Regions from separate parts of the Homo sapiens genome. Here region 1 is linked to region 2. Evidence: chromatin contacts called from ENCODE Hi-C or POLR2A ChIA-PET data. All regions are on one chromosome and are shown on one strand. Each heading gives the region's core, a stretch centred on a gene start or an enhancer-like site at or near the end of the contact. The rest is flanking DNA. Distances are from core to core; before and after follow the strand shown.

What was found. A loop is a pair of places that touch in the nucleus more often than their neighbours do. ChIA-PET counts read pairs that join two places held with the same protein, here RNA polymerase II (POLR2A).
Region 1: a loop to region 2 is called in a map of PC-9, with 2.1 times the contacts of the local background. The contact joins two enhancer-like sites. A Hi-C loop is called at or near these places in 1 of 168 maps with a recorded cell type or tissue (PC-9). POLR2A ChIA-PET finds 5 or more read pairs at or near these places in 1 of 52 experiments (OCI-LY7).

What each region holds. Positions count from the first base shown.
Region 1 is chr7:27,421,592-27,426,743 of GRCh38, reverse strand. No RefSeq gene overlaps it. Among named protein-coding and RNA genes, the nearest start is that of EVX1-AS, 180 kb to the right of the region's middle. Within about 2 kb of position 1,828, at least 4 of the 41 ENCODE cell types and tissues checked have a DNase peak (open chromatin) inside an H3K27ac peak, as active enhancers do; they include PC-9, where a contact is called at or near this core.
Region 2 is chr7:27,311,851-27,316,437 of GRCh38, reverse strand. No RefSeq gene overlaps it. Among named protein-coding and RNA genes, the nearest start is that of EVX1-AS, 67 kb to the right of the region's middle. Within about 2 kb of position 2,162, at least 2 of the 41 ENCODE cell types and tissues checked have a DNase peak (open chromatin) inside an H3K27ac peak, as active enhancers do; they include PC-9, where a contact is called at or near this core.

The sequences.
Region 1 (5,152 bases), core at 579-3,078, 110 kb before region 2:
ACTTTCAACATTTTATTATAGGATATTAAAAAATTATATCCATTACTGTTATCTCCAATTTCATCAATCACACCAGTACTTTTTGTCAAGACAACCGTCACACTGTCATGCAGAAGTGCTTTGTGCAGGAGTACAGGCACAGAGGAAAGGACATGTGAGGACACAGGGAGAAGGTGGCCCTCTGAAATCCAGGAAGAGAGGCCTGACCAGAAACCTGCCCTGCTGACATGCTGAGCATGGACTTCCAGCCTCCAGAACTATAGGAAAATAAGTTACCGTTGTTTAAGCCACCCAGTCTGTGATATTATGCTGTGGCAGTCCAAGCTGACTGAAACAGCTACACACAAGCTGGGAGCAGGCGTCCAGCCTGACTCACTCTATCCATGCAGTCCCACACTCACTTGCTTTCATATATGGTAGGGGTTCTCCTCACTAGTCACGCGGTTACCTGACATTGTATCATTTAGGATGCTTTTGGGCACAAGGAATATAAGTGTCTTAAACTGAAAGAAACCCAACCAAAAGTGTCTTGAACTAAAAGAACAAGAAGTCCAAAGGCGGGTGCCTCCAGGGTTGTAACTCAGAGGCTCACAAAGACCCAAGGGTTTCCTGTTTTCCATCTTTCTATTATCCTGCCCTCTGGATGTGATTACCCCACATGATGGCAAAGTGGGTGCAGAAGTTCCAGGCATCAGAACCCGACTGTAAGACGTCTAGCAAAAAAGAGAGATGCTCTCATCCAGGTATCTCTCTTACGAGCAAGAACACTGTTTTCCAGACTCCCCGCACGTCCACCCTCAACTTTCTCTCAGGTTTCATTGGCTGAGACCGGGACATATGGCCAAGTGGACACAATCATCAGCAAGAGGAATGAAACCAACAAACAAGCCTCCCCTCCAGGGTCTGAGTGGGTGGGCCCAGTCTCCTGTGATAAATGATCCAAAGGGGAAACAAAGGGCTGTTTTCGTCATCCTCTGGCTCCTGGTGTAAATTTGCGATCATGTTATAAGCTTGTAATTGTGCTATAAGTCTGCTACTATGTCCCTGAACTTGGACCGTTAGGCAAGAAAGTATAAATGTTATGATGCAAATCCTAACAGATACTCTTCCTGTCCCATCCACATCCCTCAGACCCCACCATTTCCGGGTGCTCCCCAAAAGACAGATGACTTCCGGCTGCTAGCACCTCTCCTCGGAATTAACAACCCCTCCTCAATGCCTTCAACCAATGACTGACAGGAGTTGGTGTCTAAATGTCCCAGTGTGCTCACCTCTGGAGGTCTAATTATGGGCTATGTCCTACTCCATTTCCTAGACTCGGCTCCAGCTGCCCACTGGGGCAGCTGGCTTACTCACGCACCTTTTACTGGCTGCCTCCCCTGTCCCGTTTCCCCTCTCCCCTGCTGATACTCCCTTCCCTGCCCAAAGAAATCATTTGCATTTGAACCCTTGTCTCTGGGTCTACTTCTGGGGAAACTCAAAGACACAAACTATTCTATGCTATATAAATCAAGCCAGAAGAGTACAGGGAACTCCCAGGGTGAGTTTCAACTCCATCCTGAACCATGAAAGGTGGGAGGAATTGGAACCCACTGGGCATGTGAGCTGACCACATCTCATCGGGGCTGGAGTCAGACTCAGCTCTGATGTTATAAGATCTCTTAAGGGAGTTCTCTTGCCAAGACATCCTCATTAAACACGTCCCCCAGGAAGTTAGGAACCTATTTTGGGGCAAAGGCAGTGACAGGGGTGGGGAGTGTGAGGAATCCCCAGAGACAAACAAAATGACTTCATACTTTCAAGGGCAAATAAACATAGTGCAAGCTGAGTGTGCATGAAAACTAAAAGGGAAGTAATCAAACATGGGAGTGGCTCAACAGCTCGGTCCTTAGGAATATGGACTCTGCTAGTGTCTGACCTGTACAAGGATTTTAGAGAGTGTTCGCCTGGTTTCTGACTAATCAAGTGCAAGAAAAAAATCTACAGTCAATAATAGAGTGTTGTAAATGCTGAAGTGAGAAAATCTTTAAAACCTCTTTCTATGATTTTAGTCCAATTTTCTATTCCCACCCATTGTTTTCTGTGTCTCAGCATACTTATCGTTAGGCTTTTCTTTTTTCTAAGAGCACCTCACTCTCTGAAGTGTGTTGTCATATTTTGTATCAGTTTTCCCTCACAACGGTAGGTCAATATCATTTTTTCCCTGTTTAAGGAAGAAAAAGCAAGGCCAGAGAGGGAGACAAGCCTCTGGCTCAGGTCAGACAGGGAGTTACCAGGAACCCTTTCCTGCTGCCTGCGGGCAAGGCACCTCCGGGACATGTGTAAACAAGATAAAACAAGGCCAGTTACTTCCTTAAGGAAATTAAAACTCCTAATTTGGAAAACTTTCTCCCTGAAGCTTTAAGTCTAGGTCAATATGACAAGTGCAATGAAGTACCCTACTTTCATCTCTTTGTCTATCTAATTTCTCCCTAGATCAATCCCCACCTCCTCTGGGAAGTTCTCCTTGATTATGTCAGCCTTCAGGAGTCTTCCTCTCCTCTCTGCACTTGACCATACTTTGCCATCACATGGCAAGTGCTATGTGTTCTGTGCGGTTTTCCTGGTCCCTTGCATGATCTCTGGCACATAAAAGTCCAGTATGTATTATTTAATGACTGCATGAAGTTTTATGACAAATATGTTGCATGTACCTCTGTGTGTGTGTGTGTGCGCGCGCGCGCGTGCGCGTGCACTTGGGAAATGGTGAGAGGCTGGGAGCAGTCCCACCCCCAACTTTAATTAATCAGTCAAGACAGGTGAAGTCTGAAGACCACAATGCCGTAGTCACAAAGTGACTGGGGACCACAAAACCATGTTGCTTCCTACACATTCCTGACAAAAGTAATCTTTGAAGTTCTGATGTTCCTTACCATCACAGCACTTGCAAATATTACAATCGCAGGCTAGCAAATGACCCAGTCTACTCAACTGACCACCCGACAGAAAGCGCAGTTACACTAGGCTCTGCCGGAGCCAGAAGCCGGCAAAGACTCCACTGCAGGGTCCAGCTGTCTTACACACACTTGCACAGGCACGCTGGCAGAGCACAGCCACATCAAACAGATGAGTGCTCCTCCATCTCCCTGCTTCTTACGTTCACATTTGGCCACTAATCATTAATTCATCCACAAGAGTTTACTGGGAAGCTACCATGTACCAGGCCCTAAACCAGGGACTGATGAGCACAAACAGCTCCTCTACGCCCACACTGGCAAACGTTCAGGTGTTCACAGCTTCTGGTCGGCTGACGATGACTCACCTTGCTTTCCAGAGCTGTTTTATTTTCTTCATTGTTAGTATATAGTAATGGTTATCGTAGATGGGGACGCTCTGTCTGAACTTGATCTATTCTCCTGCATGATTAGTGGACACTCTTTGTTGCTTGGTGGAGAAAAAGCAGCCACAAAAGTCATGTCCTCATTTTGGTCCTCAGTTTCTTTCCTTTTCTTTTTCTTTCTTTTTTTTTTTTTTTTTTTTTTTTTTTTTTTGAGACAGGGTCTGGCTCTATTGCCCAGGCTAGAGTACAGTGGTGCAATCACAGCTCACTGCAGCCTAGACCTCCTGGGCTCAATCTACCCTCCCATCTCAACCTCCTGAGTAGCTAGGACTACAGGTGTGTGCCACCGTGGCCAGCTAATTTTTGGGTGTTTTTTTTTTTTTTTTTTTTTGTAGAGATGGGGTTTTGCCATGTTGCCCAGACTGGTCTTAAATTCCTGGGCTCAAGTGATCCGCCAGCCTCGGCCTCCCAAACTCCTGGGATTACAAGTGTGACCCACCGTGCCCAGCCAGTCCTCAATTTATCTGTATTATGGCTGAGCACACCAGGTGGTCAACAAAGCCAGCACCTGGCAGCAAGAGTAGGCTAAACTCCTGCGCAGTCTTGATTCAGCAGTTTTGAAGCCATTCCTTGCAGTTCTTTGCTCAGGGGCCTCCCTCCAATCCACTCGGAGACTCACATTGAGTAGGATACAGAAATCACTGCACATGGCGCTCCTCCCCACTGAATGCTTCATTATAACCCAACAGGAAAGAAGTTTAAACTAAACAAATGCTCTCTTTCCTTTTCTTCCCCCACCCATCAGTCTCTGTCATCTTGATAGAGAAAATATGGCTGTTAATAGCCTGCAGTGGAACAAACATTTGCATGACTGTTACCTCAGAGCCCATAATTCTGAGCTAATTGGCTGATGGTGCTTAAAATGATTAAGTGATTGTAATTTATATGATTAACCAATTAAACCATCCTCCAGTGATTGGTTCAGGGTAGGCCTTGAGATGTGCGCTTGTCTCTCAGCATGAAGGCCAACGCCGCCGTACAGTATTAAATGTTCTTCCAAATGCTGAGTTGTTCCTCTGACCAGCAGGTAAAATCCTTTACACTGGGTGGTTAAATTTGATCATGTTCAGTGAATGGCTACCAAAAACTCAGTGACTGGCATAAAAGTGGGAGACAGGGCAATGATTCTTTAAGAATAACATAAAGGGACAAAGTGGCTGTGTTGTTTCCTAGAACCACGGTTGTTAGTTGAAAATAGCCCAATTCCATAAAAGTGAAAGACACAGTTAAGACTGAAAACTTGGGAACCATGTTGTTCCATTCCAGCCCTGGGCTGGGCCACTTAGCAGCTGTGTTGTGTGATCAGGTTATCGAACCCCTTGAAGCCTGTGGATTCCTCTCCTATGAAACAATACTCTTACTTACCTCTTAGGATTATTAGAAAGATCAAGTAAGGCTATGCATATTATAATCCCAATAAATATTAGTGGCCGTTATTGTTGTTCATTTTGTTATGACTCTATTGCTCCACTGGAATATAAGCTCCAAAGACATCCTCACTTTTCTATTCCTGGTGATCAGGAAGGCGCCTGGCACATAACAGGGACTCAAAAATATGTGTGGATGATTGAAATGATCATAGTGAACACAGAGCATTAAACTCACACTGGGCACTGTTCAAAATGCTTTACATTCATGAACATGGGCAATCCTTGCAACACGTCCATGACAAGGAGGTACTGTTGTTACCCTCTGCATTTTAGAGGTTAGGAAACTAAGGTAGTGAGAGGTAAATTAATTTGCCCAAGTTCCCACTACATGTGGGAGGTGGAT
Region 2 (4,587 bases), core at 913-3,412:
AAAAGTACCTAGCCTGGCATGGTGGCTCAAGCCTGTAATCTCAGCCACTGGGGAGGCTGAGGCGAGAGGATTGCTTGAGGCAGGAGTTTGAGACCAGTCTGGGCAACGCTGTCTCTACAAATAATTTTTTTTTAATTAGCTGGGCATGGTGGTGTGCACCTGTATTCCCAACTACTTGGGAGTCTGAGGCAGGAAGGATTCCTTGAACCCTGGAGTTCAAGTCTGCAGTGAGCTATGATGGCACCACTGCACCCCAGCCTGGGCAACAGAGTGAGACCCTGAGACCCTGTCTCTAAAAAAGGAAAAAGAAAACAACCTAGATTTCCCCCTACCCAAAACACACTACAGAATATCTGAGATCAAACTGCAAAAAAGAAATAGAGGCCGGGCGCAGTGGCTTACACCTGTAATCCCAGCACTTTGGGAGGCCAAGGTGGGCGAATCACGAGGTCAAGAGTTTAAGACCAGCCTGGCCAACATGATGAAACCCCATCTCTACTAAAAATACAAAAAATTAGCGGGGCATGGTGGCACGTGCCTGTAGTCCCAGCTACTCGGGAAGCTGAGGTAGGAGAATTGCTTGAACCTGGGAGGCAGAGGTTGCAGTGAGCCGAGATCAAGCCACTGCACTCCAGCCTTGGTGACAGAGCGAGACTCTGTCTCAAAAAAAAAAAAAAAAAGAAAAAAGAAATAGAATATTGTTTTTGACTTTGAAATAAACATTACTAGTTTACTTCATGTATATGTTTTAATGTATCCTGAAATGTATTTAATGTATATTTTAAAATAAAAAAGCAAAGAAGACCTAAACTAATAGATATTTCTTTTCCCAGCAAACCATAGCTAATTCCAGTGGATACTCAGCCTGCCACTTACCTTGTGAAATCGAATGAGGCCGGGCTAGACCTGGCAGCAAGTACTATTCTATACGCCATATATTTTAACTGTGAGAGCTCAAGTCAAGTCATAAACCTACATTTCCATAGATCCCAGACAAAAATAAACACAGACTATTATTTCTAATCCTTCCTCTCTGCTTTTCTCAGAGTGCTGATTAGATTGCATATTCTATGAAAGGATGAGTTCAATCTTTTCTAAAGTATTTCCTCACGGGTTCATCTGTGATTAAGGGTATAAGTTTTTCCCATTTGAAAGATGCATGATCCAGCTGTTCTTTTTGTCTGCCGCAACTTCTTGTTAGCCTTTCTGGAACTAAAGAGAGAAAAATAATGTTTGACTATAGTGACCTGAACATGTCCCTCCCAAACGAGAAGAGGGTCTTTTGTATGTACACCCAAGATAATAGCTTTTTTTAACCAGTAGTGATCTGTCATTCTAATTCTCTGTTACAATTTCGAAAGTTGTTGCGTATTTTATCTTTTAGGTCTTTAAAAATTCCATCCGTTTTGGCTAATGTGAAATGTCATACATGGAGGCCTGATAAGTTGAGAGCTAAATGTTTTAAGACCTCTCAAGTAATAATCACTAAGTACTTCATTTTCAAACATACACCATTCATTTGCGGCTGCAGAATAAAATGCTCATCACAGAGTCACACCACTGGCCCCAGGCCAGATTTTTCATCTTGGACCTTTGGTACATTTGGACTCCTCAAGCAACTAGCTATCTCCCTGGGCCTCCCAGTTTTTGCCTTTCATGGTAGGTGGAGGACCACCGTATGTAAAAACGAGGCAGAAAAAGCCTTTCTCCCTCTGCACAGAAATCCAGAGGAGCCATTTCTCAATAAACATCTAGGTCACCTCCAGGGCAGTGGAGGGTGTGTGAGGAGCTGCGCCCGCCTGGGTCCCCTCCTGCAGCTCCTGCTGGAAAGGCTGTCCAGAACACCCTGGGGAATTCTTATTCAAAGGGTCCAGGTTAACACTGTCTGCATCCCCAGGGATCCCCCTACACTCACAGGCTGGCTGATTTCCAAGAACTACCAATCCTCAGCCCTGTCCTAGAGGCAACCAATTTAATTTATATCAAAAAGAAAATTTAAAAAGCTTGTCACATAATCCAAAATAATCAAATGACATATGGACTTGAGTCAATGAATAGCTCTCATACAGGAAACAAGGCAGGCAGACCTGCTGACTGGCTGGGGTCTGGCTGAAATCTGAATTCAAGTTTAACGGGAAAATCAACTTTTCTCCTGGTGAAAGGACAGGAAAGTCAGGCCAGTATTTACTAGGCTGCGGATCTCCAAGTTTCAACCACAGGAAAGGTTCAAACAGGAAGGCAAAAATCTTTCTAGACAGAAAAACTATTCTCATAATGCGTATAAGCTTAAATGAAAAAAAGGAAGGTGCTGAATGGTGTCTAAATGTGCCAACTTTTGGTTTTAAAAATTAGGAATAGAAATATATGTTCCTACTTGCTTGATTTTGCATAAAAAACTCTGAAAGGATACACTAATAACTGATAAAAGCAGTTACTTGATTTGGGAGTGAAGAACTAGGAGGACAGAGATCAGGAGTAAGAGCTGGACTTTTCATCTATATCTTTTGCGTATGTATTTTTATTACTGTTTAACCATGTGTGAGGAAATGCTCTAGGTGCTATAGGAAATATGAGCAAAGAAAATTGATCCCTTAAGGAGCTTACATTGTAGTGAAAGACAACAAGTGTAAACACATAAAAATAAGTACATTAGATGATCATAAAAATAAAAAAGTAGAGAAGGGTAAGGGGGCTAGGAGTTAGGAGAGGAACAGTTTGCAGTAATTAAAAAAGGTGATAGAGGAGGCTCATCACGGTTAGATCTGCAGTGATTTGTGGGAGGTGATGGGGTGGAAATATGAATCTTTAGGGGAAGAGTGTGTCAGGCAGAGGGAACAGCTTTGGTGGTGGCTCTCAACTGAGGACAATTTTGCCCTTTAAGGGGCAACCAGAGATGACTGAAAACATGTTTGATTGTCATGACTGCAGAGGATGCTACTGGCATCCAGCGGGTAGAGAGAGGACAGGATCCTGCTAAACATTCTACATTCCACAGGACAGCCCCCACAACAAAGAATTGTCCAGCCCAAAATGTCAGTAAGAGCTACTGCGAGGACATCTACCCAGTAACTGCCTATCCAGTGTCGGACTGACATCACCCTCGTTGTTGATCCTTGTAGCCAAAAATAATCATTTCAAAACAATTATGTAATCCTCTTCATTTTTCCTTTAAAACCTTTTATCTTATCTTACCTCCTTGAATACGCACGTAGTTTACTATGGCACACATATTCCCATTGCAATGCCCTATTTCCGAGTAAATATGATTTTTGTAACACCCTATTCTAAAGATACTTATTCAGGAGGAGGACATTGCAAGGGGGAATTGCAATGCCCTCTGTTTGTTATTTAGATTGACAGTTCACAAGGCTACTTCTTTACAACAGTGCTCATACTTCCTCTTATCATGCACAGCAGTATTTGAAAGGTCCTTCATTCCTCCTCTCCACCATCTCTAGCCTCATTACAAAGCATAGCTTCACAAAAATTGCAGAAACTACCATTGTTGGGGCTCTATTCTGTTCTTAGTTAAGAATGGAGGGCCGGGCACTGTGGCTCATGCCTGTAACCCCAGCACTTTGGGAGGCTAAGGCGGGAGAATCACGAGGTCAGAAGTTTGAGACCAGCCTGACCAATATGGTGAAATCCAGTCTCCACTAAAAATACAAAAATTAGCTGAGTGTGGTGGTATGTGCCTGTAATACCAGCTACTTAGGAGGCTGAGGCAGGAGAATTGCTTGAACCCAGGAGGTGGAGGTTGCAGTGAGCTGAGATCGCGCCACTGCACTCCAGCCTGGGTGACAGTCAGACTCTGTCTCAAAAAAAAAGAATGGAGAAAAAATCAAAAACAGAATATTATCTTGTTGATAACTAAACCTCAGGTTGTGGGGGTCAGGTCAAAAAGAAATGGGAAAGATGGAAGCAAATCGAAGTAATGAAGAGGGAGGTGGTTTTCTTTCCTTTTCAAGGAAAAAGAGGGATTGGTGTCTCTGCAGAGGTAGAGAGCAGAATGCAGACTTCAAGTCTCCCATCTCTGTTGACTCAGTCAGTGATCAGAGACTCTAGAAAAATCCTGGAGTTTCCTATCCTTTTTGTCTCCTTGTTACTGTTTTCCCATTTGTGGCTACCTAGTAATTGCTCTATAATTTTTTTTTTTTCTTTTGAGACTGAGTTTTGCTCTTGTTGCCCAGGCTGGAGTACAGGCATGCGCCACCACACCCAGCTAATTTTGTATTTTTTGTAGACATGGGGTTTCTCCATGTTTGTCAGGCTGGTCTCAAACTCCCAACCTCAGGTGATCCGCCCACCTTAGCCTCCCAAAGTGCTGGGATTACAGGCGTGAGCCGCCGCGCCTGGACTTGCTCTATAATTGTTTAGCAGAACCACTGCAAAACAGAACTGAATGACGTGAGGACTCTTCTCAGCATTTCTAGAACCAAAGTATCTACTGGTAGGCTGGAAAACACAAGGTTTATTTGAGTAAGAGTGACTGGTTTCGTTTAACTGGAATATCACTCAGGTTTGAGAGAGTAATGAACAATAAAATTGGTTGCTGGGGTGATATTAAAATATTTAATAACCACTATG